Linked DNA regions of Homo sapiens: region 2 is linked to region 1. A link is a loop called in an ENCODE intact Hi-C map of the cell type or tissue named here. Cell type or tissue: B cell. All regions are shown on one strand. Links, peaks and the distances in the headings refer to the core of each region. The heading gives the core; the rest is flanking DNA. Region 1 holds the start of LINC03063 (long intergenic non-protein coding RNA 3063). Region 2 has its middle 48 kb from the start of CDC42EP3.

Region 1 (15,899 bases), core at 3,941-11,940:
CAGTGCCCCACTCTACTGGTACCAATTTACCATTTTAGTCCGTTTTCATGCTGCTGATAAAGACATTCCCGAGACTGGCAATTTACAAAAGAAGGAGATTTATTGGACTTATGGTTCCATGTGGCTGGGAAGGCCTCACAGTCATGGTGGAAGGTGAAAGACACGTTTCACATGGCAGCAGACAAGAGAAAAGAGAGCTTGTGCAGAGGAACTCCTCTTTTTAAAACCATCAGATCTCATGAGACTTATTCACTATCATGAGAATAGCATGGGAAAGGCTTGCCCCCATGATTCAATTACCTCCCACCAAGTCCCTCCCACAACACGTGGGAATTCAAGATGAGATTTGGGTGGGGACACAGCCAAACCATATCACCAATACTAGTTAATGGAAAGGACCTGTGTCTTTGAACAGGGCAAAGGGTTCTGGGAGCCAGTTGGCTGCGATTTGTAACCAGGAACAAGAGGAAAAGAATCCAAGGGAGAAGAGCTGCTGGGGCAGCAACAGAGAACTGAGCCCAGCTGAGAAAGGAAAAAATGCCAGAGTCCTCCTGTGCCTCCCCTCTAATTCTCCTCTGCCACACTTGGGATGGGCTCAGTATCTCCAAGTTCAGTGCTCAAGCAGACTGAGATGCCAGTTTCCAGTTCTGGCAGGTTCTCCCAGTCCAAACCCCCATCACATTTCCTGGGTGATGAAGGCTGAAGGACAAGGGAGGGGACAGCCTCAGCACTTCCCCCAAGCCATCTGCCACTTGCTCGAGCTTCTCTCATTATCTGCTGGGTAGAGATGAGGGGCAAACTGAGGTGGGGCCGATCTGCCTCTCTGTATACCCTAGAGGATGAATCTGGACCTTCAAAGTTGATTGTTCTCTGTAGAAAGTAAGGTCGTTAGCACTTCTTGGTACTTACTCAGCTTTAGGCCTAAGTTATGGATTTTAAAATAGCAGTTACATCCCATTCAACATCCTATTACAAAAATATCAGAGCAAAAGCTGAAATTCTCCTTCTTCACACATACTCCCCAATCTTACCTCCTTTACTTAACTTTCTTTTCTAAAAAGCTTTGAAAGAACTAAACAATGCAGAAAGTAACATAGCAGGCACTGTTGTACCAATTACCCACTACTACTCAGAATGACCAAATGTAGCATATTTTCCCATTTTCTCCCAATGTTCAAAATAAAAGGAATATAACATTATAGAGAAAGTTGAAATCTCTTTGTTCATCCCAAACCGCGTCATATACCTCTTCCTGAAGGTAATTACTGTCATGAAGTTGCTATGTATCCTTTATTTTTTTAACTATGCATTAATTAACCAGCAAACCGTACATATCATTTATTTATATAAGTTATATGCTATGTGTTTTGTTCTGCAAATTTATTTTTACTCGTTGCCATGCTTTTGAGATCTTTGTTAATTAAAAAACCTCATTCATTTTAACTTCTATGTAGTAATCTATTGTATTAATATTCCAAATTTTGTTTAAGTGTTCCCTTTTGATGGACAATTAGATTATTTGTAATTATCATTGTTACTGTTATAAGCAAAGGTACAGTGAACATATTTATCTACATGACCCTGAACACACATGCGAGATTTCCTCTAGGACATACAGCTAAAAGAGAAATTATTTGGCCAGATACATGGCCAATTGATTTCTATATTTCAGTAGAAAACTTGTCTTGAATAGGAGTTGTGTGTGTGTGTGTCCTATTTCCACATGACCCATCTGGGTCCCCTGTGGTGAATAAGGTCTCCCACTGGTGACTTGAGGTTCTCCTGCAGATCCTATTTGTGAGCCATTGGGCATCTTAGCTCAATTCATGGTGGGCTGACTGTCCATGTTTCCTTCAGCCACCCTGGACGGCAGCTGTGTGCCGGGTGAGTTAGAGGATGAATTGCAGCTCTATAATGATCTGTTTTCATTATCAGAGGAGTCCTTCTCAACTCTCGTTTCTCGCTGACTGCTTCTCCTTTCCATAGCCTGACTTGAGTTCTTGCCTGCTTTGACCATGAGAACTGAAAATTGAGGACTAGTAAGTATAAGCCCTTCCTGGGGCTCCTATCACATGGCATGTGCCCATTGGAATGGTAAAATTGAGGACAAATGTAAAACAAAACAAAACAACAAAACAAAACAAAACAAAACCTTTCTCCAGCACTAACAGCTGGTGGGCTTAAGAATTATTCAGGTTAAGTTGAATTGACTTCAAGTTTGAGCTGACTTGGTCTGTGAAGTTGTATGGACTTCTAATCACCAGAAATCCTCAGCTCTGCCTCAGTCTAAAATTACCGAGTCCCTTCCTTTGAGTCAAGAAGATAAGTCAAACTATTCTAGAAAAGCCACCATCCCTCTAGGACCTCATGTATTAATGTAGGGTATGGGCTGGGCTGCTGACTCAAACAATATATTCCTCTCCTGTGCAATAAGGCAAGTGGAAGCTTTTCCCCATGGGTTAATCCAGTCACATAATTTCTTCTATTGCATCCTCCCCTCACCACCTCTGTGGAGCACCAAGTCTCTATTCCAGCTCACACACACAGGAAATGGCAAAAAAAGAAGTGGGGAGTGAAAGCTTTCTTTGAAAAATGAGATGTGAAAGTTGCACATATCTCTTCTGCTTCTATCTGTTTGCCAAAATTTAGTTATAAGGCCACCCCTTCATGCAAGGGATGCTGTGAAATGTACATTTAGCTGGGTAGCAACTGTCCTGCTAAAATCCAGTGGGAAGAGTGCTCCCTTATTAAAACGAAGAAGGGGAAAACGTATCTTGGGAATATTTAGCAATCTCTGCCTCATCTGGCACTATATTTTGATACCTGCACAGGTAAGAAAAATCCACTCACGTAATACGAAGTCAAACCATAACCTATCTACATATTTAGATCTATCTATCTACAACTATCTATAGTTCATCAATTCTAACACACGTTTTACACCATAGCAGCTCAGCTCTCAAACTGGAATGTCTCTTCACAGTTGATGGTGTCTTATGGTCTCTGCCAGCCAGAAAGCAGTAATGGTGTGGTTGTCATTGCCTGCACATTCATAAACTTAGCCATTTAAAGGATAAGCTCTCCACAGGTGCGAAAAAACCCCAAACATTTAAGACCATTTGAGAAAGGAATGTGAGTGTTGGCCTTGCCTTGTAATCTTCTGTTGACACCTGAAAAAAATCAAGGATGTTCCAGCATCAAAAGTTGCAGAATGGGTGTCAGCTTCTTGGAAGAAAATTCCAGAGAAAAGAGAGGAATCCTCAGAAGAAATGCATCACCAATGCTCTTGATAGCATGAGGAACAGAAATACACAGAAAAATTATAAACTTTAATGATTCTGAGTTGAAAAATAAATTATAAGACTTTGAATGTAGATATGTAGAATTCTCTATTTAGTGTATGTTTTAGCATGATATATGCTAAAAGTCTATTCTAAATAAGCCCAAAAGAGCTTTAAGCAATATGAAAACATCGAGGCTATCAAAATATTATCCCAAACTTGGAAATAGACAAGAGAGATTTATTTTTAGTGCAGTGCTAGGTTTGATTTTCTATTTGGCTATTTTATAATTTTATAGAGGTAGAGTTTAGATTGTAGATTTAGTCCAGTAGAAATGCAAATCATTTCTATCCCATGAAATGGATAAGCCCAATGATATGGCTATAGCTTTGTCTGATATTAATCAGATTTTTGCTTTGTTTTCTTCAAATTTAACCCAACAATCTAGTAAATCACCTATATATACACCCAACTTCTCAAATCCCATTTGGACTCGTTTAATATTATGCTTGTTCTCTTAATAATTAGCAAGTTGAATAAAATCTTTGATGTGCTTACTTTAAGTTTGCATGAGAGTTTTCTTCTTCCTTTAACAAATCATAGGACACTTGGCAGCATTTCTTTAGTGATGCAGAAAATAATGGCATGACTTGCAATTGATGGCATGCTAAGTTCGATGGATTATGGTATTGCTGCTGCCTCAATTTCTATTTCATCAGCAAGCTAGTGAAAAGGAAATTAGGGTGACCAAATCACAAATGTTGTAGGCATGACATCTCAAAATGTTTTGATGAAGCTTTAGTCTGGAAACACTCTGCAATAGGCATATGTCATTATTTTGCCTGCTCAGCATCAGAAATGCATTCCTTTGTTTCGGGAATTTCCTATCTGTGATATCTTATGGCACATTGAGATGCTTTCCCACTGCTGAAGCTAACCGTGGCAGATACTTGCTTCCCCAGCCTCCTTTGAAGCTGAGACATAGATATGTTTACACCATCCTGGACTATAAATTAGAAACTGGTGCCTCAGTCAAGCAGGTTCTTCAGGGAATCCTCTCTAGGGGTGGCACTAGCTGTCACAGACAGAGTTCTTAGGGTGGCCATCGCTGAAGCGGGAGCACTGGGCAAGTGCCTAGGGTGGGTAGTGGAGGCAGCATCAGTTTTTGGCCTGAGTTGATCTGAGTCCTCTGAGGTTGTGTGGCCTCTCAATTTGCTTCTCCAGCTACCTTGTAAATGCTGTGAGCCACTCAATCTCCTTTAATAGCTTCTCAATCTTCTTTAATCAGTGAGAGTCATTTGCATGAAACAGAAAACACCAATGGAACAGATATTGAGACTCGGAGAGTCGACAGGAAGCAGTGCTTCATGAGTAAATTTGGTTTTCTACCTGCCCAGTTGTTTTGATGACTCACACTAATTGTATTTGAGATGACAGATATTTTAAAATTTAATGTAGATAAAGGAGCCCAAAGACCTAGAGAGATAGGAATGTTGTAGAGAATTTATCATGGCAACCTGTTTTGCTATTCCCCAACTATGGCCCTCAAGCTGGCCTGCAAGGCACTCCCTTTGCCAAAGCTTTGAGGGCCATCCTAGAACCTTTAAAAAACACTGCAGCGGGGGAATCAGAGATAGTTAATGTAGCCTGGTTGGGGCTAAAGACAGTGAAAAAACACTGGTTTCCTAGAGTTTTCTCCTGGTTCTCTAACTCTTCCTCTCCTTGATAATTGCTCTCTGGAGGCTGGTGATACAGGTGAAAGATGCTATCTTTGAAATGGCTTCTTGGTCTCAAAAGGGATATCAGGATCCCCATGGTACTGGCCTTGAACTAACGGATGATTCCTGGGGACTTGGAATGCTGCTGTACTTCCCTTAGTCAAGGAGTAAGGATTTCTTTGGTTGTGTAATAAGTGGAATTTTTAGTCAAGTGCACCCCATAGTAGGCACAGGGGAGGGGAGAAGGGGAGAGTCTAGTTCTTTAGGGTATAACTGGATTAGGAGTAGTCAACATCTGGCAGAATTTCTACATCAGCTCCCTGACCTATGGTAAGAGCCACTATGGTAGGAAGGGCCAATGAAAAACCTCTGAAACTCCTCCACAGAAAAATTATAAATCAAAAGGGATATTGGACCCCTAGGGAAATAGCATGAGTTTACGTGGTTGTCCAGCCTTCCCGACAATTCTTAAGCTGCCCGGTATCCTTTTTAAAAATTCTTGTTCTGCTGAAATCCTCTGAAGCCAGTTTCATTTGCAGTGCCCTGATACTGCTATATGATTATTTTGCCAATGAATTGTATAATTAAACATAAGAAAAAAAGAAGTTTTATTCTTGGCAGTTGTTATATCAAAGTTAGGTAACTTCACTTTGAACAGAGAAAACTAGCTCCTGTGATAAAATAGTCATGAGCTTCTGCAGGCACTTAGCAGTTTAAGAAGTAGCCAAGAGACGGATTGGACACCACCAACATATTTTACTTATTTGAACAATATGTGTGCACACCCACTTATTGGACCACAGGCAAAAGCCCTGAGGTTTGGTCAAAATCAGAATGCTACATTATGATGGAACAAGAATCTGGGGAAACATAAACAAATCCAAAATCTCTAGGATTGCCCGACTACAAACAAATACTCGAGCTTTACGCTGCCACTCCTGGAAAAATAATAACTGGCTTCTAATAGGCAAATAGTTCTAGGAAGAACAGACATTTGGAAGACACAATTTGCAGAGAGACCAGCAGGCATATATTTAGGGAACCATAAAAGCCTCTCTATAATAAATGCAGTTTAATTTTTTCAAAAGGCAAAATCAAATTATGCTAAAAGAATTAAGATAAAGTCTCTTGCTGCAGAAAAGACACTGTTTATCTTTGCTTGTATGATATTAATTTATATATTCCTGGGTAAAAGCAAAAATTGAGCTACAGAGGTTTTTGGTTAGTTTCTTTGGCTTGTTCGTTTGTTTTAAATCAGTCACCAGCAATTATAGATTCTTTCATATTCACACATTTGTTCATCCAACAGTTTTTTTCAGTGCCTGTCTGTGCTGGGCTCAGGGAAAGCGTGGGATAGGCTGGCATATGAGAAAAACATGGTAAATTTGGGCAACTAAAAGCAGCCGTTGGAGCACAGGAAACATAAAGGGCTACAGATAAGCAAGGATCAGATGATAAAATCCTTTGAGATGGCATTAGAGAAACCTGACATTATACAGTGCACAATGGAAAGACATTACAATCCTTTAATTAAGACATGGATGCAATCAGGTTTGGCTTTTAGAAAGATCACAGCTGCCACATGGAGAATGCCACATGGAGAACTGGAGGGTTCAGGAGTAGGTGCACCCATGTTGCAGGAGCTTAGGAGAAGGAATGGAGGCAATAATTGGAAGGATTCAAGACAAATGTAGGCAGTGAAATTAACAGGAATTTGTTAAGTAAGTATGTGTGTATGGGGGGAGGTATGAGGCCAGATTCTGACTTGAGAAATAAGATTGTTGGTGGTACCAATCTCAATTATAAATTACACAAGAAAAACAGAGTTGGGAGTGGTGTAAATGATGAGTTTGGTGTGTTTTATTCCAAGTGCTTGTGGCACATGAAGGTTGAAATATCCAAAAGGCTGCTGGATACATAAATCACAAAGAAGAGATCTGAGCTGAAGACATGGCCTCTGAAATCATCAGCATCATCCCACTAGTGGCTGAAACCAAGGGTTGATGGGAGAATAGCAAAGCACATAGAAGAGGACCTTGAGGAACAATAAACATAAGGGCTGTGGCTAGAAAGAGGGGACCATAAAGATGACTGAGAATCAGTCAGAACCAGAGATGTCATGGAGGCCGAGGAAAGAGACTTGCAGGAAGGGGTGGGTAACAAGTAAGTTACAGACTGAGAAGTAGCCAATGAATCGAGCAATTAGGCTCTTTTCTGTGAGTTGTTTCTGGGGAAGAGAGTTATGCTGCCTATCATAACAAGGCAGTGTTTCTTCTCCTTTTCTTTCTCCTCTACCATCTCTTCTTTCTCCTTCATCTTTTTCTTCCTCTTCATTCCCTTCTCCTAACCCTCCCCTCCTCCTTACTCTTCTTCGCAGACCCCCCAAATTCTTAAGACCAATGGGAAGTTTAAAAATTCAACTATGTAATTCACATCCTATAGTTGCTTTTGGTGGAAACACTTTCTCTAATATATTCAAGACAGACTTTCTCATCTAAGATAATTTGCCCTGTCATCTGTAGGTGATTATTTGTTCTAGGGACAGAAGAGCTCCTGAATAACAGGAGTATTGGTAGGGAAAGAAAGAAGTCTGTTGCAGTGTTCTAAATGTGGGAGTTGGGGGGGATTCAGACATCAGGTTTCGGGAATAAAGAGTATTTGAGTGTTGATCTGAGAAAGAAGAGGTGAGAGGAAATAGAGGAGATGAGATTAAGAGCCAGGCAACTGAACACGTGCAAAAGGAGGGTGAATGTGCAGAAGTCTAGATCTTGAGAGCAGGGGAGGAAGTTAAGTTTTGAGGTTGCTAGAGCAGAAACACTTGAGCAATAGATGCCAGGCTGGCGGCCGTGGTTGGGTAGAAACCAAAGACCCATGGGCTTTTGCTCCCTGAGGGCACTGACTAAAACTTCTCTCCTCTCACCTAGTTTCTCTTTGATCTTTGCTGTTTGGACTATCCACTACCTCATTTTCAATTTGTTTATTCACTTATTTATTCAAAAAATGCTTGTTGAACGTTTATACGCATTAAGAAGTGGTTGTTGAACATTCACTACGCATTAAGTAGCAGATATACAGATGGAAACATGGCATCCTTGGCCTCAAGCTATGCTGTTTAAAGTAGAAATTGGAAGACCCATGAACAAGCCTTCCCTCTGACTGTGAAAAGTGGTATAGGGGAATTCAGTATAAGTTCTGTGGAGATCCTCAACAGGAGGACACCTATGTCTTTCTGGGCCATCAGAGAAGCCTTCAGAGAGGAATGAACTTCTGTGGATCCTTCTTCACAGTTTCAGGTGCCTCTTACTTTGAGTAGCGTCTGGGATGCCCTTGCCTGGAGAAATGATCTCTCCTGTCTGCTGCTTTCTTTGTCTTACTGAGGCTTTAGGGATTATGTCTCTTGGAATTTTTATGTTGATTTTTTGACCTCTCATTCAGATCTCTCATTTTGGTATTTTGTTCTAGTTCTCTATTAGCAGGTTGCAAGTTTTGGATTAGATGATGTCTGCTCTACACCTACTTCTTGGGTTATTCCATCTCAGGAACTCATTACTTCACAACCAGAGAATGCATATTTCATCGTTTTAAGTTTGTTTCATACTCGTGGTGGTGGTGGGGAATTCTAACCTCCTTGTCTCTGGCCAAACCTAATGACATTGATGATAAAGGACTTGGAAATAATAAATGAAATACGGTCACTCTGTGGACCAGGATAATGTTCTCCTAGGAATGTCTTCCTCAGTTACACACAACAAGAATCTGGCTCTTAGAACTTCAAAATTAAACATCCAAGTCTACTGATAATGGAGCATTTTAAGTTAGAGGAAATAGTATTCTTGGAAACTAACCAAAATAGTTAGAAAATAAAATGGGTTTAGTAGGTGCTTTCAAAGGGTGTACTACAGACATTAGTATAAATGAGCTTGGACAAAAATCCCCTGTCTCTGGTATATGTATGTCACTCCACACTATCCCTTTCTTTCTCGACAAGGAGATTTTGTTATAGAATCTGCCTAATGAGAAAATCAGAAAAAGAAAAGGTGATGTTCTCATTTCAAAACAAAGCTTAAAAATTATATCAATGCATTAACAGAAAGATATGTTAGTGTACTTTAATAGATTTTATGTGATTCATTCACAGCTATGATTTTATTGTGAAACTGATTTCTTCATAAACTGGGTTCCTATGCAGTTTTTCCCAGGAAAATGAAAATGGATGATCAAAATGATAAATACTATAAATTAGTGACAGCCTTCTGGGTAATCAAAAGATTATTTTAAACGTGTAGAAAATGCTAAAATGGGTCTTTTCATCTCTCAATTTCAAGTGAGGCAACAATATGATAGACATTAGACACCAAAGTGGGTGTGAAACAGATTGTCATATGCAGACTTTACAAAAGGAATGCTCAAAGAACAGTTTCATAACTTTGAAACTCTTGAGTGCTTAATTTACTTTGAGAATATAAAAGTGTAAAGAAAGAGGAGACACGCGGGGACATTATCAGCTGATTTTCTGGGGAGAGAATTATGGCTGTCTGTGAGTTTCCACCTCTCTTCCCTACAGGAAAAGAGGGGTGTGGAGGGGCTGTCTTCTAATGTCAGGTTGCAGGAGAGGGAATTTCACGAGGTCATTTGGCAAGTTTTCTGTATACTCCCTTGCAGGGAACTGCAGTTGGAGGGGTCAGGGACTGGTGCCTGGGAAAGCTAAGGAGGCCAGTGGCAGCTAGAAGGAGGTGGTCACTTTGTCTCAGCATTTGTCAGTAGGCGGTAAACACAAATGTTTCCTGTGGACCAGATGTAGAGAGAGATGAGTCCAAACTGTTTTAAGTCTGTGATAGGCAGCTTTCAAAAATGGCCTACCATGATTCCTGTCTTCTGTTATTCATGCCCTTGTGCAATCTCCTCCCTTGGAGTGTACGCTGGACCTAGTGGCTTCTTTCTAATCAAGAGAATATGATAAAAGTGATGGGATGTCTCTTTCATGGTTAGGTTACAAAAGACTGTGATTTCTGTCTTGCTGGGCACTCTATTCCCTTCTCAGCTTGCATGCTTTGGTGAAGCAAGCTGCCATGTTGGAGAGGACTACCTGGCAAAGAACTGAGGGTGACCTCCAGCCAAAAGCCAGGAGGAGCTAAGGCCCTCTGTCCAGAAGTCTGTGAGGAGCTGAATCCTGATATCAACTATGTGAGTGAACTGGGAAGCAGCTCCTTTTCAGTTCAGCCTTGTGATGACTGTGGCCCCAGCTTTGTAAGAGACCCTGAAGCGGAGGACGTATCTAAGCCAGGCCTAGATTCTTGGCCTATAGAAACTGTGAGATAATAAGTGTGGATTGTTTTATTTAATTAATTAATTTATTTGTTTATTGAGACATGGTCTTGCCCTGTCACTCAAACTGGAGTGCAGTGGCACAATCATGGCTCACTATAGCCTTGATCTCCCAGGCTCAAGTGATCCTCCCACCTCAGCCTACTGAGTAGCTGGGACTATAGGCATGTACCACCATACCCAGCTAATTTTAATTTTTTTAAAATATAGTACTAGAAATGAGACCCTGATCTGTTGCCCAGGCTGGTCTCAAACTCCCAGCCTCAAGAGATCCTCCTGCCTTGGCCTTCCAAAGTGTTGGGATTACAGGGATGAGCCACTGGGCCTGGCTGATTGTTTTAAGCCTTAAGTATTAATAGTATGGTAATTTGTTATCCAGCCATAGCTAACGAATACAAATTCCTATCCAAAAGGACACCCTGGGGAATGAGGAAGCTTTAACGGTAAGAGTCTGTGTAGAGTGGACAACTCAATAACCAGTACAGAGTGGGAAACAGCAGCGAGGGGGACAGAACATGTCACTCATGTCAAGGAAGCCCAGCAGAGGAGCCTCTGATGAGCTCTTAGAGGCACCCATGAGAGAAATGATGGATTGTAACATGTATCAGGCCCAAAAAGAGCAAAGCCATAAGCAAAGAAGACTTCCCTTGGCCCTCTTTCCCTTCCTTCATCCCTCATACCACTCTCAGAGGGGCTGAGGCTCTGGTCAGCAAAGAAGAAACAAAGAGGAAGTGAGTAGGTGGCAACCACACCCCTGGGCCCTTCTACAAGTGGTCTGCTTAAAGCAGCTCCCAGATGAGGAAGGAAAGAAGATTTTGCTCTAACTTCAGTTTAGATATTAATATTTGGGGCTAGCCAATTTCTGCTTGTGAATTGAGCTTGCCTTTTGTGACTTAAAATGACCAGAAAAGCCAGCGCTTTCTTTCAGGTACTGAGGAAAATCATCCCCACTGAGGATATATTTAAAGTTGTGTTTTGATATATCACCAACTGTGTTGTTTGACATGCTGGTTACAAATATATTTTAAGTCTTTGAAAATTGGTAGATTAGTTATTCTGTCTATAGCAATGTTCCTAACTATGTCATTCCATTTTCCAATAATTTTAGGCAATAATTTACTATATTATTCTTTATTTTGTTTCTGTACCAGGAACATACCAGAATTCTTTAAAGTTCAGGATACAATCTCTTGGGATTTTTAACATAATGTTTACAAATTAAAATCTGGATGAATGTGTGCACAGAGGTTGTTTAAAGCAGTGAAACTTCTCTGTATGATGCTATAATGATGGATACAAGTAATTATAAATTTTTCAAAACCCACAAACTGTACAATACCAAGAGTGAACCCCAGTGAAAATTATGGGCTTTGGGTGATAATTGATGCAGGTCTATCAGTTGTAATAAATGTACCACTCTGGTGTAGGGTTTTGATAGGCTGTGCATGTGTGGGGGCAGGGAGTATATGTGGACTGTCTGTGCTTTCTGCTCAGTTTTGCTGTAAACCTAAAACTGCTCTAAAAAATAAAGCCATAGCTGAGCATAGTGGCTCCAGCCTGTAATACCAGCACTTTGGGAGGCTGACATGGGTGGGTCGCTTGAGCCTAGGAGTTCCAGACCAGCTTCAGCAACATGGTGAATCCCTGTCTCTACAAAAAATTAAAAAAAATTAGCCAGGCATGGTGGCTTGTGCCTGTAGTCCCAGCTACTCAGGAGGCTGAGGTGGGAGGATCTCTTGAGTCTGGGAGTTTGAGGCTGCAGTGAGCCACGATCACACCACTGTACTCCAGCCTGGGTGATAGAGCGAAACCTTGTCTCAAAACAAAATTAAAATATAAAATAAAATAAAACCATAAAAATAAATTAAGATCGCTCCCTTCTTGGCTGTATATGGGATGTTATTAAATATGTAATAAATTTGTAATATCCTTAGAGAACAAAGAGAAAGAAGCTTATCTTACTATTGAGTTTATTTGGATTCAGCAATGAAAGTAAAGAGAATTGAAATCTCTGAGGGGGAGTACTTAGGAAAAAGTAAACAGAACATAACTAGCCTGACAAAATAGAGGAGAAAAGAGAAAACATTTACACAGTTACAGATGGCATCTTTTAATTAGGTGAAGTGGTAAGCCAGCCCAATGCATTCTCTGTCCTCCTCTGCTCTGTGCCCCAAGAGACTGGCCTCACTGGACTCTATTGCCAAGATCCCTTGCACTTTGGTTTGCAGTTGGATTTGGCTAGTGGAGGAAGGTCACATGGCCACTTGTTGTCACACCCCCTTGCCCTGGCACTGTCTTAAGAGCAGCCATGTTCCTCTATGGTCACAGAGTCTGGAGGGCTTTCTTCTTCTATGGTGGCTGCTCTTACCAAGCTCTGATAATATTATTTCCTGTCCCCTGCCTCTTTAGGCCTAGTGATAGTAGTGGCTTCTTGCCGCTGGTAGTTTTTGGGTTCCTCAACACCCGCCGTGGTTCCCTTAATCCTGGCCACACCTCTGTGAAGGATCCCACCACTAAAAATGTCCTTCAAAATCCCAGCTGAATGTGCTGTTTCTTTCCTGCCAGGATCCTCATTGACACACGAAGGAGCCAATTACGTTACTGAAAGATCCAGAAACTGCAATGAAATAACCTAATCTGGTTAATAGTTTTATTATGTAGAAAGTATTTGCTTTCTACATCTATCCACGTCTTAGAATTATACGACCTGCTTACTTTTGCTTTTTGTATTATTTGACAGCAAGTGCTCCTGTAACCTTCTTTCAAGACCTTTTGATTAGAGGAGATTATTTTCAGTTTTTTGCCAGAGTGGACTCTGAACCATTCTTTCCTTATTGGACTCTTGTCGAGCTGACACTTGCTGTACACATTCCACAAAGGCCTTGAACCTGGCCTCTGACCTCCTGAGATCCTTGGCAGTGGCTACTTTTGTTCCACCTGCACCTAACCATGCCATGTCGGGGGGATTTTATGCTTTGAAGTCTGGATTCAGCAACTCTAAGCTGGCTGTAGGAAATTAATTATATGGAAATAAAGTTGAAACCACAAAATCACCTGCTAACCAAAATTTGCTAAAATGAAATTTCCTTAAAACACCAGTGTTAATTCATTCCTCAGATGCATGCCAGGTGTGACAAATGAATCCTCTATGCTGTGGAGGTTGACAGATTCAGACTTTATGGAAAGAGGAACTATAGCCAATCCCAAACCTGGGTCCTTTCCAGAAAAGAAAGCTGTGCCTTCTGGCACAAGACCAAATTACCCAACCTGGGATCTGTTTGTAGGATTTTGTCTTATTAATTTTTATGGCATTTTGCCTAAAACAAAGGGCACACACAAAAAATCTGTATTTGGTTGATGTTTCAGATGAATGGAAGTTTAAATTAATAGATTAAAATCCATCCTTAGAATTCTAACACCGTCAAGATGTGGCTGGTTAATAGGTAATTTAATGTAGCTAAAAGAATAAAACTTGTTTAAAAACAGGAGGCTCTATTTTCCAAAACAAATTTTGGTGGTCACTAGTGTTAGTTACGAATTTTATCTCTCTTCTTCAGGATTGCATTTCCTGCCTCTTTGAGATTAGGCATGGCCACATGGCTTGCTTTGGCCAATGAAACGTGAGAGAAAGTGTCAGGTGTCAGTCCTGGGTGAAAACTTTATGCATGAGTGTGCTATGAGTCACACTTTCTTTCTTTCTTTCTGATGTTATATCCAGAAAGGCTTGTGATAGTGGCTACTGCATTGGCCTGAATCCCTGAGTAAGGGCCAGGGAAGTAGAGTCCCTGTCAACCCGAGGTGATCATGTAGCATGAATGAGCAATATAGCTTTGTTGTTTGAGGCCAGTGAAATTCTGGGATTATTTTTCCCCCATGTAACTGAGCCCATGCAGGAGTGACAAGTTCCTGATAACCTCATGCTAAAACACAAAAAGAATAGTCTCACAAAAATACTACATGAGGAATACAGTAGTCCCCCCTCATCTCTGGGGGATACATTCCAAGACCCCCTGTGAATGCTTGAAACATGGATAGTACCCAACCCTGTATATGCTATGTTTTTTTCCTATACATACCTACCTATGATAAAGTTTAATTTATAAATTAGGCACAGAGATGAAAAACTAATAAAATACAACAATTATAACAGTATGCTACCATAATCACTCTTGTGCTTTGGGGCCATTATTGAGTAAAATAAGGGTTCCTCAAGACAAGCACTGCAGTACAGTGACAGTTGATCTGATAATCTAGATGGCTACAAAGTGACTAATGGGTGGGGAGGCAGACAGCACGGATCCCCTGAACAAAGGGATGATTCACATCCTTGGTGGGACGGAGCAGGAAGGCTGGAGATTTCATCAAGCTACTCACAGCAGCATGCCATTTAAAATTCATGAATTATTTATTTCTGGAATTTTCCGTTTAATATTTTTGGACCACAATTGACCTCAGGTAACTGAAACTATGGGTAAGGGGGCCTACTATATTATATTTGGGAGTTGCATTTCTGATCAAGGACTAAGCAGCAAATAAACCTAACAATCATACATATGACCTGTAGGTGTTATAGAGAAACAATTTTACTTTAGAGTAGATATATTTATAAAATAGAAATTCAACAGCTATAAAATTTCATTATAATTTAAAAGTCTTTTTTATTTTTTTGAGACAGAGTCTCACTTTGTAACCCAGGCTGGAGTGCAGTGGTACGATCTCAGCTCACTGCAACCTCCACCTCCCGGGTTCAAGTGATTCTCCTGCCTCAGCCTCCTGAGTACCTGGGATTACAGGCATGCGCCATCACAACCAGCTAACTTTTGTATTTTTAGTAGAGATGGGGTTTCACTATGTTGGCCGGGCTGTTCTCGAACTGCTGACCTCAAGTGATCCAGCCACCTCGGCCTCCCAAAGTGCTGGGATTACAGGTATGAGCCACCATGTCAGGACATAATTTAAAATAGTCTTATGCAATGCACACTGATTCTGTAAGAAACCCCAACTATGCTGTGTCATTAGTTTTACCTTCCATAAATAATAGAATTTTAGAAACTTGATTTTGTTGTTGTTGTTTCTTTTTGTTGTTTGCCTTCCTTTCCTGAGCTTTGAGGAGCTCTGGTGGAGAGCAGGGAATGGAGGTGGCAGGAGGGGAAATGAGTTGATGCCTTTTTTATCTTATGACAAATATTCCTGCTAGGTTCTAAAATCATTCAAACTACTCTCAAAATTGCATTTGTCTGTTTCAAGAAGTCATGGCATCCAAATAGTTGAAGACCTCTTTGAGTATTTTCATTCTGCACACTTGTAGGGCGGGGATTCTTGAGTTGGATTTGTCTGGTCCACTTTCTTAGCAGGTTTGTTTTCCTCTTTCTTCTTCCCATTAAACAACAGTGGGTTACATTTAAGGTAAAGAAATTGGATCACAGAGTGTCCGAGGGCTGTGGGAAGGAGGGAGATAGTGGCCTTTGCACGTCTGCTTTGAGGATAATTTTGTGTATTTTTCGAAAAACCGTTCCGTTTATTTTTTAGCACTAGGTGGTAAAGACTTAGTTCCCACAAGCCTCCCTGAGTTGGT
Region 2 (15,899 bases), core at 5,266-13,265, 69 kb after region 1:
CCCGGCCAGATCTGATTCAGAGAGTGCCTGGGCCAATGAACATCTAACTGATATATTGAACAAATAGAGTTTAATCTGGTATGATCATGAAGTCATGTTTTTCTCATCACTGCTCCAGCGAATGCCATCTTGGCTCCTTTCTGCTGACTCTTGCCTTTGAATGAAATCTCACAAAGACATCCTCGTTTTGGTTATTCTTAGACAATAATGGAAAAGTCCTCTAGTTACATCTAGCCACAAAAAATATATATCTTATTTGAAATTAAAATGTCCAGGCCCATGTAATAGTCACATTTAGAGTAGAAACCCTGTTATCCTCCATGCAGGCTGGCTTTCTCCTAGAAACTTGTATGAAGTCAGGGAGGGGAGGCATACCTACTTTCTGTATTTCTACGGAGCATGTTTACCATTCTCCTTTACTTACTAGGTTGTCTTGGATGACCCAGGGCTGAGGCAGGGGAACAAGAAGAGATAGGGAAAGTTCTTGCTGGATGGTCTGGTGCTGGTCTCCTCTGGCTATGGGTCCTTAAGAGGTTCTTTTGCTGGGTCCCACTAACTACAGCTTCTAGCCTTTTCGGCTGAGGTCACTATACTATTTCCAGAACGTACCCCTGAGTGGGGTCACCTTTTAAATGACCCAAGTTGACAGTCCTACTACGAGTTACACATCTTGGAGTCACATGCCAGTGGCCTGGCATTTAAATCAGAGGAGGCTTCAGCTAACATCCTCTTGCGACTAGTGGCAAAGGGTTGGTGGCCTGGGTGTGGCTGGCTGCTAGAGTGTGGAGCTGGCAGAGGTTTTGCTGGTGAGATGCTGCCGGGGTTTTGGAGGAGGAAGTGGGTGGAAATGTGGGCCTTGCCCTCTCTCAGCCTGTGACAGCCTCTCTCTTTCCTGCTCCTGTTCCTTGCTGTTGGTTGCCCACTTTTCCCTTGCATCTCTCAGGCCTTGCCTTCTTCTTTGCAGTCACAGCATCCACGTCATCTTTTCCTTTTTTTATAGGATTTTTGGCTTCATAGAGAGGCTTGGTGGTACCAGCCTCTCTGTTATTTTTGTTCTAAGCCAGCCACATCTTCCCCTTTCACTTGCTAGACTGAGAGTATTCTGGGTGACTTTGAATTGAGCAGAGGTTGCCTTGGCAATCTGTGTACCCAGGGATATTGATTGGGACTTCAGGAAGTTCATGTGAGCTGACATGCAGACATAAGAAAGGGTCTACTGGGCAGAAGGAGCCAGGGCAGGACAGAAGCTACCAAGAGGAAGGGAGAAGGGAGGAGCTGCCTTAGAGAAACACAGGATCTGCCTGCCAGGAGTTCACAGGGTTCAGCAAATGGCCCAATTGTGATAGACAAGAATTACACAGAGGGAGTAAGTTCTAAAGCATTTAAACATTCCAAGCAAAACAATAAGGGCTGTGAATATCGACTCAATAATCCTTCCTATTCTAGGATTTTGGAAAAACCCATTTTACGAATTCCCTACAAAAAGTTTCCAAATCACTCAGAGAATAGTGTATTTGCCTGAAAAACATCCAGACATTCCTTATCAGCAGGCTTATGCTGCCAGCAGTGGTAACACTGTGCTTTCCCCTAAGATGTGCAAGGTTATGAGCCATGGAACAGATGTTTGCGGTTTATGACTACCTCTGCTTAAGCCTGATTTCTTAAACAAGTAGTATCTTTCAGGTGCCTTCTAATATGCACTGACTGCATTTGCTGGAGGCCTCTGTCTTAACACAGTCTCTTAATTCCCCTTCCTTTTGACTGTGTGGTTCCAGGAATGCTTGGATTTTAGTAAAATCCTGGCCTTTGATTAGGGCTGAAACTGTGCCTACTGCCCTAATGGTACATGGCAAATTAAATATCCCCCAACTTGGGTTTTGATGTGTTTGCTCTGATGAACTTTTCTCATTATGGGTTGATATGGTTAGGCTTTGTGTCCTCACCCAAATCTCATCTTGAATTGTAATCCCCATAAGCCCCATGTGTCAAGGGAGAGACCAGGTGAAGGTAACTGAATCATGCGGGTGGTTTTCCCCATGCGGTTCTCGTGATGGTGAGTGAGTTCTTACGAGATCTGATGGTTTTGTAAGGGACTCTTCCTCCTTTGCTAGGCACTTCTCCTTCTTGCCACCTTGTGAAGAAGGTGTCTTGCTTTCTCTTCGCTTTCTACCATGATTGTAAGTTTCCTGAAGGCTCCCCAGCCATGCTGAACGGTGAGTCAATTAAACTTCTTTCCTTTATAAAATTTCCCAGTCTCGGGCAGTTCTTTATAGCAGTGTGAGAATGGAATAATACGTGCATCGAAGGGCAATTCACGTCCTTTCTCTCCTGGGTTGGATTTCTGGAGCTAAACTCAGGTTTGCAGGAGTTAGCATTACTTCTTCACCATGGAAAAGAAAAACAAGGACAGGTGGTTGCATAAAGGACCCAGTGATTAAATCGAAAGCACCTGTGAAAACTCAAAGTCAATATTTTCTTTAAAGGAAGGGAGTGTACACAATCATGGTTGTTTAAGTTAGCTACCATAGCAGAAATGACCTGAATATCAATGATTGGCTTCAGCTGCTCAGCACGTCCTTCGGGTCGAAAAGTTGGGCAGTGGCCTCTGCCAACTTGTTTTTAATGAGATATCCTAATATTTTGAACAACATTGCTATGCTTCTATTTCTACCTTAATGAAAACAATGATATCACTTATACTTATTAAGCACTAGCCATGCATCCAGCACAGAACTAAATATTTATATGGATTATCTTGATTAAACTCCTCACAATAACCCTATGAAGTAGCTGCTATTTTCACGAATAGATGATAAAACAGAGGCTTAGAGACAATCTGCCCACAGTCATATAGTTTGTAATTGAGTCAACCCATGGCTGTTGTGACTCCAAAGTCCATGCTCTTACTTAGTATTGCCTGCCTGTCTTCATCAGTTGGGTAGAAGGTAACTTCTAAGTTTGTGTGTGTGTTGGTGGCAGGGGTTGGTGTTTTTTTTTTTTTTTCCCTTCCCAGGTGTTTGTTATCACAATGATTTTCACAATTCCATGTCCTGTTCCTGTGCTCTCTGTGGTGTTGACTGCATCAGTGGGAGCTTAGCTGGGGCACCTGAGTTCTCCTCCAGGTGTCCTCTGTGAGTGGTGTCTCATCCTCCAGGGCATCTCCACATGGCTTCTCTCCAGCAGAACAGCCTAGTCTTCCTCACAACATGGCAGCTGGGATCCAAGAGGGAGCTTAACCAAGAAAACAAACCCCTTTTCCAATTGCTTATATTAAGCCTCGCTTGCTAAAGTCTCATTGGCCAAATCAAGTCACATGATCAAGCCCAGATTCAACGCAGGAGAGAACTTTACCAGGGGTAAATATCAGGAAGTGTCATTCATTGGCGAAGCCACAGTAGAACAGTCTATCTCATTAGTAATAATAGTAATGATATCTTTCATATATTGAGCACTTACCATGTGCTAGTCAGTGTGTTATAGGCTTTACAAAATTATTTTAATCATCATAGTAACCCAACCTATCAGCTTGGTTTTATTCCCATGTTATAGGAGAGGAAACTGAAGCTCAGACTAACCTGATAAAATGACAAGAGTGAATTCAAACACTGATCATTCTAAGTTCCCGATCCAAGAGATAGAAATATGGTATACAGAAAATGAAAAAAAATTTTTTTTTCGTATAATGATAGCCCTTGGAATTCATAAGGAAAAAAATAAAGGTACTAGTCAATGACTTTAATGCTCAGTAGGTAGCATGTTTAGGGGCCTTCCTGCCTCAAGACTAATTCTCTTGTATTTGCAGCCAGCCTTTCTAATTCTGGTATTTTGAATGGAGAACAGTCAATAAACAAAATTGGGTATAATTAGGCTAATCAAAATGTGAAATAATATAGTGTAACTTTTCTTTTAATCAGCCTCTTGTTTTATTCTTTGGCTAAATGAGCTGGTCTTTCCTCTGGCTGTGTTTTCAAAAAGTTCTGCTCCAAACCATTTGGCAAGCAGTGAGCTGGAGAAAGAACGAAGGGGAAGGGTCTATACCCTATAATGATGCAGATTTCAAAACATAGCTTGGATTTTTGGAAAATCCCTTCATGAGCATGAAAAATACAACAACTATGTTCAGATGCTTTTGCCAGCTGAAAACCACCATGACACTTGAGATCAGTTGCAAACGTTCTCTCCTTCCCCACCAGCACCCAGGGCTGTGGTCCAGGCAGTGAACACAGTGTTTGGCCTGTCCCAGGCCTAAGGGTGTATGAAGTGTGGGCATTGTTGGGTGAGCTTGGCTGGGAGGGCAGTGCCTCAATGCAAGGGAATCATGTGGAAAGATTCATGGAAATTTATATTAAAATATGATACCTCCAAAAATAATTTCTTGCAAGCAGCAAGAATTAACGCATTGTGAAACAAACAGAGCTTTCACTATTAACTTCAGGGAAGAAAAAAAGGGAGGGTGGCTGGCTCAGTGGAAAATATCGGCTGTAAGCTGTGATTTTTTTTTTCTTGCCTTTCCCATGCTAGATGGCACTAATTGAAGAGCTCAGTTGTTTGGGGAGGGGGTTTTTGGAGGAATGTAACATGATCACGTGATTTTTGGTGCATCGTGGGGTCCCTATTTTATTTTCACTGTTAACTCCACCATTGTTTTGGTCTTTGAGGTAATTTTAAATTTTAAGCTGATTGCATGATTTTTCTGGAAGTCAACACTCGGAGAAAAGGCTGATTTGGAGGGCCTGCAGAAGTGCTGGGGTGGGTGTTGACAGATCTGAGTGACATTTGCATGGTATTTCCCTGTGTCACCCCACCCCTGCCACCCTTAATCACCCTAGTGGCAGTGGTTTAATGACACAGAGATCCTGGAAAAGAGTGTTTCTCAACCAGTTTCTTTCAAAGGGAAGCCATGGAGGAAGGAGCCATTTTATCTGAGCAAACAGCAAATTCTTACAGGAGCTTGTAATGGCTGTCCATTCTCCCACTCCACCCCCCAAAATAGAACTTGTGGTGTGAAATGAGGACAGCAAATGATTCATATGTAGATGGGTTTATAATTCATTCTAGAAATAAAGCTGAGCCTGTAAATGACATTCCAGGAAAAATAAGAAAGAATGAGTGGCTTTAAGGGTACACCAGACTGCTTAGGCCAAAATTAAAATATTTGGTAGACTTAAAATAATTATATTTATTTTTTTGAAAGGTAATATGTAATTAAAATTTCCTCTGTGGAATAGTCACTTAAAATAGGTTTGTAGTATTCATATTGTGAATTTATGGAGGGATTGTATGCTTTGATCTCATCAATGGTTCTATAAAGAAGCTTTGACATGTAATGTTGATAGTGACAGAACAGAGGCTCAGATTCTGTCACTTTCCAAAGGTCACACAGGTTGTAAGTGACTTAAACTTGGAAATTGTGTCTCTAAAGCTCATTCTCTTTTCATTAAGTTATACAGCATCTCACTCTATAAGGCTGTGTAATGATGACAGTCATGGACCTGCTCACTCATGATCTGGGTGGTGAAGAGTTTTGGATTTAGAATTAGAAGAGGTAATTGGATTAGATTAGAGTCTCACCTGATGTTACTTAGCTGGGTGACTTGAAGCACATCACTAAAATTGTCTGAACCTCAATTTCATTATCCGTAAATTTGAAGGAGATATCATTTATTTATAGAGTTAAGACCAAAAATCGTAAGTGTAAAAGTTCTCTGAAGATGGTACAGTGCTCTACCATGATATACTATTTCTTAGGTACAAGCTATTATTTATTAGGCACAGCAACAGACTAGGAGCTAGGAGAAATTCAGAAGTCTTTTTTATAGCCTGCCTGACAACCTCTTTAATTATTTTCCATCTGCTCAAGAAGCTCCAAGCCCTGGCCACACTGAACTTTTTAATTTATCCTTTACACGATTTGCTCTCTCATATCTCTGTGCTCGTGCGTAACACCCCTCTCCTATGATCTCCTATGCATCTTTCAGAGGCTCTTTTCAGCTCTATTGGTAGTTTTCCTCTTCTAGGTGCCTATGCATTTTGTTCACAACTCTTATGGCATTTCCTACAGTGTGTTATAATTCATCTGTTTATATATATGCTTCTGCTCCTTCCTAAGCTATAAGCTTCTCAAGGAGACATGCTGCCATCTGTATTAAGTGTGCCTGGTACATAGTGGACATCCAAAGGCTTGCTCAATGAATGCATGACTAGAGGTGTAAGAATTACTGTCCTGATCCTCATACACATTACAACCTAATCGAGGATCATGACAAATAGACATGAAACACTAGCAAAATAAACAGGAAAAAGGATTCTGTGATGTAGGTGCAAACCCTTAGCATTGCATAAATTCAGAGGAGCAGGAGACCTTTGAAAGCTAAAGGAATCAGGGAAAGTTTCTGTATGTGGAATTGCTTAATGATAAGTGATGAATGGGGAAATCATTAAACCCACCAGAATTCCTTCAGGGAGAAAATCCTGTTAATTTGGAAGGTACGTAGATGCTAAATACTCAAGGGATCTGCTTCGGGGCAAAGCTGTACCATAAGAGGAAGAGCATTTAGCTATTGTTCTAAGAGATAAGGATGAGGAAAGGGAGAGTGGAGGTGGATTGAAGATGATGGCTGAAGACCACACACCCAGCAAATCTCAATGACATTGACTAAATCCTGAAGTGCTTGAACTGAATGGATTTTTTTAAAAAAGGAAACAATGAATGGACTCAAATTATCCATTCCTTGTGAATATAGGAACGTGGAAACAAAGAGGGAACCAAGGCACAGCTATTCAGAGAATACGAGATGGCCTTCTCAGGGTTCAAAGAGATAGATTTGGGGTTTGGGCCAGGTTTAACCAAATCTCTCAGGATTGCAGCTGAGGAGCAAAGAAAAGGGGAAGCTGATATCTGGATGACAATATCCAAATGAGTTGCATCTCCAAAGCAGAGAATTGGCCATGGGTCTTAAGGAATCATCCAAGTTAAAGCAAAATAATACTTCAGCCCTCTATATAAACATTCCTGTAGCCACTGCCCCCTAGACCTATAGTTTATAAATCTCAGTCTACCCAGTATGCTGATGGAGGAAAAGCTTTCACCTAAACACCGACCGTGTGAGTTGTTCATAATACTAAATTCATTTAACTTACAGAACTATATTTCAAAATGTTATTTTTCTGACATAATTGTTCGTTTTTAAATGAATTGATGGCTTTTGATGTCTTTACGTGGCAAAATTAAAATGTGTCAACTTCGTGTTCATTTTCTAAATTTCTTAGAGATTTTATTGGTCTATAAAATCCAAAATTTGAAGAACCACCTCTTTTAATATGACCCATAGTATCATTTCAGTTAGCTAATTTGCTCTGAATTAAATGGCAGATTTATTTTCAGTTCCTGAATTCATTACTGGTGGTCATGGTTGGTGTGGTTTATTAAGGCAATTCCTTTTCGAGTCACATCATTCGTAGCCTCTTCAAATTAAAATTTGTGAACAGGTATACTGCCACAGGTACCCTGAAGGCTGTCTGCATATGAACAGGGTTTGGTTTTGTAGTCAATATGCCATTCAACAAGATGAACCCCACAGTTAGTAAAAACAATAGCTTGCATTGTATTATTACAAAGCAGTGTTTGTGTAATGATTACATATTTTCACTTACATAATTATGAAATGTACAAGTGTGACTGCTGCACAGTAATTAGTCACAAATGGCACACATTTCATGTAAATGGCTGCAATTCCTGTGACTCTTCCTATTGGGGCTAGCTTCATGAGCGTGTGACCTATCTAGTCCCACAGGGTCCCCTTGCTCAAGAGGGCCCCATGTTTGGTTTAATGTGCTGTGGCTGCTGTCTTGAAATTGTTCATAATTTTTGACAAGGGGACCCACCCCACATTTCCCCTTTACACTGAGCCCTCCAAATTACATGGCCATATCCAACTGCTATTGCAAAGATTCAAGCTGGGCTGGGAGGTAGAAATAGAAGGACCAGGTAGAGAGGCAGGGAGCAAGACTGAATCCTTTTAGTCATCTCAGGAGCCTCTGCCTCCAATCCAACAAGAAGGGCTTCTCCTGTTACTTAGAAAGTCTTGGCTCTTTTATTCAACTGGAACAAGGAAGAAGAATTAGCTTTTCAGAAAATAAAAAGTTTTGGTTAGGTCACAGTAAGGGGGAGCTGGGGAGATGCTATGGTTTTGATATGTCCCCAGATTTCATGTGTTGGAAACTTAATCTCCAAATTTGTATGTTGATTGGAGATGGGGCCTTTTGGAAGTAATTAGGATTAGATAAGGTCATCAGGGTTGGAGTCCCCATGATGGGACTGGTAGCTTAATAGGAAGAGGAAGAGAGATCTGAGCTGGCATGCTCTTGCCCTCTCACCATGTAATGGTGAGAAATCAATGTCTTTTCTTTATAAATTACTCAGTCTGTGGTATTTTGTTATAGCAACAGAACATGAACTAAGACAGATAATTGATACTGAGGAGATGGGCTATTGCTAGTAAGAAATACCTGAAAATGTGGAAGCAGCTTTGGAAGTGGGTAATACATAGAGGCTAGGCTCTGAGAATAACTCACAGTGGTCAAGTGGCCTAGGAGGTGCCTTCAGGGAGACCAGAAGCACTTGATGGGATAAATAGTGGTCATAAGATAGGCAGTGTAAACTACCTCACTCTTCCCCACTCTTCCGTAGCATCTGCTGTGAAGATACTGTTTCTTATGGTTTTGTTAGTGGATTTCTTTGTGGAGCTCAAAGTTCTGAACCCAGGTTGATTCAACGTGAAAATAAACATTGATCGTGCAGGCTCAAGGAGCCAGAAGACAGGGGTCGGGGGATGGAAGGCGGGACAGTGGGCAATTGGGCTCAGAGTGATGTGTCCTCAGTGAGAATTCCAGTTTTGCCATAATCTTCCCTGTGAAGTTCTGAGAATGAGTGTACAATGCCATAATGTCCTGGACTATGGTGGGGATGGTGGGTGTTCCCCACACTTGAGCAGAACGAAGCCTGTGTAAGCTGTGAAACTGTCAGCTTTGGAGATTAGTCATCCTTGCTCAGACCCTATAAAGCTTTTGCATTAGTTAGGCTGATGTTTCACTTTTAACTCATATAATAGGCTTCAGACACTTGGAAATAGTGCTTTTATCATTAGGTATGTTGCCATTTTTATTTTTTCAAGTTTCTCGCTCTCTCTCTCACCACATAAGTACACTTAAAGCTTTACCCTTGCTATGAGGTTAACCTAAGGCAGAGGGTATGTTGCCAGCTATAGGCCAAAAGTCTGGGTAGGCATGCGAGAAAGAAATATTTTGGTAGCAATATAGCTTAGGAAGTCAATATTTTTTAACATAAGTGACAGCAAATATTTACAAATTCAGGCTACTGTGGGTGTTCAGATTCTGAGTGAAAAGCAATCTCATGCACTGATATTTACTTTGAATATGTTCTCCTTTTTTCAGCACCCATGACTAATTCCCCTTTTCACAGGGTGAAGAGCAAGTTGGCTCTTGATCTAGCCAGAAAAAAAAAAAAAGGTTTTCTTATACTTCTGGTAGTAGGCATGTGGTTAGAATACAGGAGTAAGAAAACAAATGTGACTCTTAAAATTATAGTACACATTAATAAACGAACTAAACATCTAAATGTTGCTAAAGTGACTGAATCACAGATCCACTGTTTCTTACTCTGGTTTTTGCTAGAGGGGCAATGAACATGTAAATTGAGGGTACAATGCAGCAAATGAACTAAATTAGAGACTTTATTTGAGTATTGTTGATGCCGGGAGAGATGAGAAAAATAAGACAAACCTTGCCTTCAAGGAACTTATATTTGTGAGGAAAATACATCAACAAAGCAAAGTCAAGTAATCATAAAAATATGAACGGCTCTTTAACAGTAGAAGGGAGGGAGAAAGCTGAGCGTGGTTAATTTATACATGGAATGTATGAAGTTGTTTCAGAGAGGCAAGAAATTATTTGCCTCTCTGAGTCTTCCTGGAAACAGTCTCCCTGGAGGAGGTAGATTTGAGTATTGAAAGGAGCATTCTAGGCAGGCAGAAGGCATGAGTGGAATCACAGAGGTGGTGAAAGATCCATGAGAGTGAGATGAGTAAGCCAGGCTGGCTGATGTGAGGTTTTGGGATGGTGAATAATTGGAGACTGTGCTGGAAATAGCTAGTGCATTGGACTCCAGAGGGTCTTAATTGGTGGGACAGGAGCTTCTGCATGCACCATGAAAGACCTGCTCTGACACAGTGAAAATCTCTGCATCTCCCTTTCCCACTGAGTCATCTTAGGCTTCCCTCTCTGCTTTTCCCTTGAAGCCAGGAGTCCATTCCCAGTGGGCAGGCCCATCCTTCCTGAAATCCAGCACAAGATGAGGCCTGGTAGGTGAGTGTGCAGGGCCATGGTGCAGACTCCTCCAAGCTCATCATTACTCCAGCTTGGTCAGGGTCTGTTTGGAAAATGGAGTGGTGACATCCTCTTGCCTCAGGATGTGTGGAAGCTCCTTCCATGTATACAGTAGAAACAGAGCATCTCTGATCCTTTATTACCCCCAGAACCCACTCTCCTGGCTCCTGGCCGAAGGGCCTGAGAAGCAATTGTAAAATTGGGAGCTTGCCCAAAGGACCAGTACTATATAAAGATTCATTTCAAACCCTGAGCAAGGCGTTACGGATGCAGACCTGATAATGAGCCATTATGAGAAAATGAAAAGCACAGACTTTGTGGTGGTGCCCTCAGAGCTAAGTAATTCTGGAGAGTAATTATGAAGCAGAAGAATGATTATACAAACTGCAGACTAAACATTTAGGCCCTGTGTGTGAGGCCAGCTGACAAAGCAGAGGTAATTAATAGGCAGTTACAATGTGGAAGATTCTGGAAAGTAGAGTTCTGTTGTCTGAAATTTAGTCTGACAGAGGAATATTAGCAAGATAAATGTATTTGGACCAAGCACTCCCGAGAGGAAGGGCATGCTCAAATTGTTTCTGTAAAAAGTCTCTGGCGGTGTTTGGCTCCCTTCTGCGTCCTTCATGAAACAGTTCTCCTTGAGTATTACGGTTGGCAAGCATGTGGGTGGGGGAGATGTCACACGCACCCGCTCCAGCTGTACAAGCAAGCCACTGCGAGGATTAGACGCTTGTTAGTTATGAACTTAGGTGTCTGGTCTGTTTCTTTGCCTTTCAAAGGCACTTCCTGGCAGAGAGGTACAATGGTGCTTTGCAGGAAACCCTGTGCCCACAGCATCTGTTCTGCAGCTTGGCAGACCGCAGCTGGCCCTGAGCATGGCCTACTAATTCTCTGGGTCAGGTGTGGCTGTGGTGAGATGGATCTCAGCCAGGTAAGACCCTCTAATCTCTGTTTTCTTTCTCCTGCCATAGATACACTGATGATTGGAGGGTATGACAGGAATTCTTGCCTGCCTTTGGGTCGTGAGGGAAACAGAGACAGCGTAATGGCTTTTTGGAGTGCCAGGAGCAGAGTCCCCAGAGTTCATTCTTAGAAAACTATGAAGCTGTTCTTTGAACTCCAACTTTTTCTCCTATATTCATTCAGGGCTCTTTCCTCTACAACCCCCTCATTCTTGCTGTTGATAGATGCCTCTTTCCTACTCTCTAAATGTCCAATTTTATCTTCCTTTGGAATGCCATCAAATTCTTCCTCCCTTTTTCTGTACCCCACCTCCAAAAATAATCCCAACACCCACCTCGTCAGAGTGTCCATTTATTTCCTCAGGGCTAATCCCAGAAGGAGCATACAAGTTGGTGAACTCATACTAATATGTGAATGATTGTTGCCCTTGGATGGTTAGAAAATCAAGGTAGTTGTCCACTGTAGAAGATTGTTTAAAGCCAAGTGGTTAAGAATATTCTATATCCTTCCTTTTGCATATATTATCTCGTTCATCCTTGTGAAGCAGATAATCTCACCATCTCAATGTACAGAAAAGGAAACTGAGGCTCAGAACATTTTGAGTAGCCTACTTAAATAGTCTAGGCAGAGATTGAACCCCCACGTCTCTGGCCCCAAGAGGTCTTGATAATTCCCTCACAACTGCTGCCTAACAGCAGATAAAATATATTTGGATTCTTCTCACCTTTAAGAAAACCTAGTAAGTTAATCTCTAAAAATCAGCAATCTGCTCAGGGGATACAGGGAGAACTAGGACTATTGTCCCAAATGTGTAGTCATATTTATCTGCTTACCAAATGACCATGTGTTGAATCCCTGAAAACCATGGGAGAAATACCAATTAAAAAAAAAATCAGAGTTCTGTGACTTCTTCTTTACTAGGTTTCCCTAAAATTATGTTTTACTACAAAACCCTGAGTATAGACCACATGCTACGAGATGATCCGTGATATCTCTTAGCCCAGTTATAACAACTTACAGTTTTCCTTTTTTTTTTCTAATTGAATACAATGTTCCCAATTATATTAGTTATAAAAGATAATTGCAAAAACCATGCCTGGTCATTTAAAGTCATCTTCTTCTTGAACCAGTTGGTTCCATCTGGTCTTCTGGATGAAAGAAGTGGAAGACACTGAGCTGAGTTCTGCCCTCCAGTGAGCTTTGTTCTCCAGAAGTTACTTTCTATGATGCCAAACCCACACATCTGGTGAGAAGCAGATGAGGAAGTTTCCCTTGGGATAACCCAACTGGAGGTGATTCACATCACTCAAGGGTGATGCCATAGTCAGAAAAGGAAACTTGACTTAGGCAGAAAAGGAATTGTTGTCTCTCATAACCAAACCATGGGAGCATAGGGTTGTGGCTGGACCTTAGGAATAATCTGGATGAGGAGTCAATGATCCTAAGCCTTTGTCTCCCCATCCCTGGCCTCTGCTTTTCTGTACTTGTTGATTTCATTTTGTCTGACAGACATCCTCCTGACAGCTGAAAACAAGACCAGCAGAAGCAACCAACCCTCACTGCTCACAGCTTGGGCCCAGTGCTCAGCCCCAGGACCAGCTGACACTGATAGTAGCTGTTTTAAACCACAGGAATAAAATGGAGGAAAAATCATCTTCCAAAGACGAGAAATGCTGCTCACAAAAGAAAGGTGCTGTGTAGATTCCCAGTAAACAATATTATCTATAAATGACTCTGGGAATCACTAATAAGTGATGATGAAGCTGATTATGCATTATATAAATGTTTAGATTTGAAAAAAATTGATTTATAGCATATAAAATCCCATTATTTTATATTACTGAAATAGGAATATGAAGGAATGGAAACATTTTATTTTAAAAACATAAAGTTACACTAAGACATTAGCTCCTTTGACTCACATATTTCAAAAACAATGACGGTTTTCAGTGGAAAATAATGCTAAGAAGTTCTGAAAATAACAGTAATAAGGAAGAATTTGAGTAATGAAACATTTATTCACTCATTTTCCTTCAAGTATGTACAATATAGCTATAAAATAATTAGACTAAAAAATGGCAGGCACAGCAGAACCTTAAACCAACAAATTTAAAGTATAGACATTTTGTTGGTATAATAAGAGCATTAATATGTATTGAATGTTTACCAAGTGCAGGTAACTATTATAAAACCTTTATTGGCATGATCTGAATTAGTTCTCAAAACAAATAGTTGGCAAACTAAGGCCTGTGGGCCAAACTCGGCCCACCTTCTATTTTTGTACAGAGTTTTATTGGAACACAGCAACACTCATTCAATTATGCATTGTCTATGGCTACTTTTATGCTACAGAATTGAGCTGTAGTGGCAGAGACTGTATGGACTACAGAGCCTGAAGAATTTGCCATCTGGCCCTTTACAGAAGAAGTTAGTTGATCCCTGCAAAACAATCCAATGGAGTAGGTACTGTTATTTCTGCTTTACCCCAAGGTCACAGAATGGTAGTTGTCAGGGTAGTGATTCAAATCCTGAACTGTCTGACTATAAAGTCTATCATCTTTTTAGATAGATTTATAGCACAGAGCACAGGCCCTAGAGTCAGACTGTTTGGGTTCAGATCAGATTCTACCATCTAGTAACTGCATATTGGACAGTTTGCTTAACTGCCCTGTACCTCGGATTCCTCCATAACTCTTCCCATTGGTAATAGATGTGGCTGGTCATCCTTCGTGTCAGTACAGGCCTTGGACCCGGGGTGTCTGTCCTAGGCCCTGCATCTCAGGGCCTCCCATGCTTTGGAGTGCCTCCTTCAACATTCTCAAAGTTTCTCTGGGAACAGCTGGAGTAGCAGTGCCATCTGGGCAGGGTACCCTGAGCTGGGACCAGTAAGTATCCTAGTCCCCATTTCTGCCCTTTGGATTGCTCTTTGATCTCTACTTCCCAGCCCTCATGTGGGGCTGATCTGATGCCCCAAGGAGCTCCAGGACTCATATCTGTGGGTTTATTTTGGGATCCTTGACCTGGCCCTGATTCCGGGTGGGTGACCAGATGAGCCACTGCTCCCCAGAATAGCCCAGTTTTTCTTGTTGAGTCACCAGGCAAGTGCAGACATGTTGATTTTGATGACTCTCACTTACGTAAAACCCATACGTTCAGGGCTCTGAGGTTCTCATGGCCCACTGCTGGCCCTTGACTAGAGCCATATGTGGGGTCCATGTGTCAGGTCTCACCTCTCCATGTCTGAATAAATAGTGGCTTCCATTCTACAGCACCCCAAGGTAGTAAAGGTGGTGTCACTTACCCTCTCCCCTGTACCCCTCCCATCACTAGCACCAGGAAAGTCAAACCCCATCGCTGAGCATTCCTCCAGAGCATTGTCTGTCCCCAAAGAACATTTGACACTTGTTCTGCAATGTTAGCAGACCCTCCTGCTTGAGGCCCTCCAATCGATGTGTTGCCTGTGTCAATGTGTTGACATGAACCCTCTGTGCTTAAGCCATGTTGGGGAGACGTGGACATTTCTTGTACAAATAGGACCACTCTTCTTTTTCTACCCATGGGTTTCCCCCACCTCCCCATGGTGAAAGTGTGTGGAAGGCAAAGGTGCTGTCAACATTAAAAGAAATCACATTCTAGGAATGCAGGAATTACCGTAGGGAGTTCAAGAGAAGATATGGTCAGAAAATATGCTCTTCTATATTTATGCTATAAAATTTCAAACAGTGAATTTAACATTCTCAGAAAATGAATTAACATTCACATTTTCCTGCATATTCTGGGCAAGACTTGACTTTGTGGTCATCATCTCCAAAACACAGTAACCGCCCTCCCTTGAGAGCATCAGTGGAAGCCAGGATTCATGGGTGGCAGCAGGGATGACACAACATCATGATTGATGATATAACCAGCATTAAATAAATGATATTAAGGAAATCCAGAGGCTAGAAAAGCTGTTATTTCAATACAAACAAATGCTGAAGAGCCAGTGTTGTAATAACAGCATTGCAACCCTTTTCTCCCAGTGAGACATGTGGAATTAGCACATCTAACAATAAAAAACACAAAGAGGATTCTGGCATCTGCACAGAAAGTGATGGTGCCTAGACACTATGAAAAAATCTTCCCTTGCACTGATTGAACAATAAGCAAATACAAAAATACCTGTTCTTTACCCATTATTCTAAATCTTCATTGATAAATCATGACTCAGATAGGCCTACGAATTTTGTAAAACATTAAATCAAATTCCTTATACAGACAGGGACTTGGCAGAAAATATTTTCCAGGGACACATACCATAAAGATGCCCTGCTTGGTATTACCTCATTTTCTTTTCTATGAAGTCACTCTTGCTTTCACTTGCAGTTTCTCCTGTCTTTCTTCACGTTGGTGCTTTCCCATGTTTTTTTTTTTTTTCTCGTTTAGGGTGTTCTTTCCTTCTTTTCAAAAATCACTTTATGCTTTGTAATATTTGTAGCCCTCAACTTCTTTCCAAGCAGGTAATTTTGCCTTTCTCTCTGTCTCTTTGGTCA

Evidence for each region. Hi-C counts contacts between places; a loop is a spot of excess contacts. Peaks named below come from ENCODE experiments on the same cell type or tissue, not always from the same donor. Only the 100,000 strongest peaks of a DNase experiment are listed, where the experiment ranks them.
Region 2: a loop joins it to region 1, with 2.6 times the contacts of the local background. A loop is called at or near these places in 4 of 110 quality-filtered maps.

The regions. Positions count from the first base shown.
Region 1 is chr2:37,547,841-37,563,739 of GRCh38, forward strand. LINC03063 (long intergenic non-protein coding RNA 3063) reads left to right here and starts at 14,646. Exons shown (of 2, transcript NR_187223.1): 1 at 14,646-14,779. RefSeq lists an enhancer at 10,949-10,998 and cis regulatory regions at 13,677-14,273, 14,431-14,789. In B cell, for the core only: no CTCF peak of the experiment used is centred there; DNase peaks (open chromatin) are centred at 7,821 and 10,991; H3K4me3 peaks cover 692 bases; H3K27ac peaks cover 1,401 bases; H3K27me3 peaks cover 1,126 bases.
Region 2 is chr2:37,615,219-37,631,117 of GRCh38, forward strand. No RefSeq gene overlaps it. Among named protein-coding and RNA genes, the nearest start is that of CDC42EP3, 48 kb to the right of the region's middle. RefSeq lists enhancers at 9,968-10,237, 13,717-14,916, 14,379-14,468, 14,479-14,528. In B cell, for the core only: no CTCF peak of the experiment used is centred there; DNase peaks (open chromatin) are centred at 7,473, 9,463 and 11,143; H3K27ac peaks cover 2,704 bases.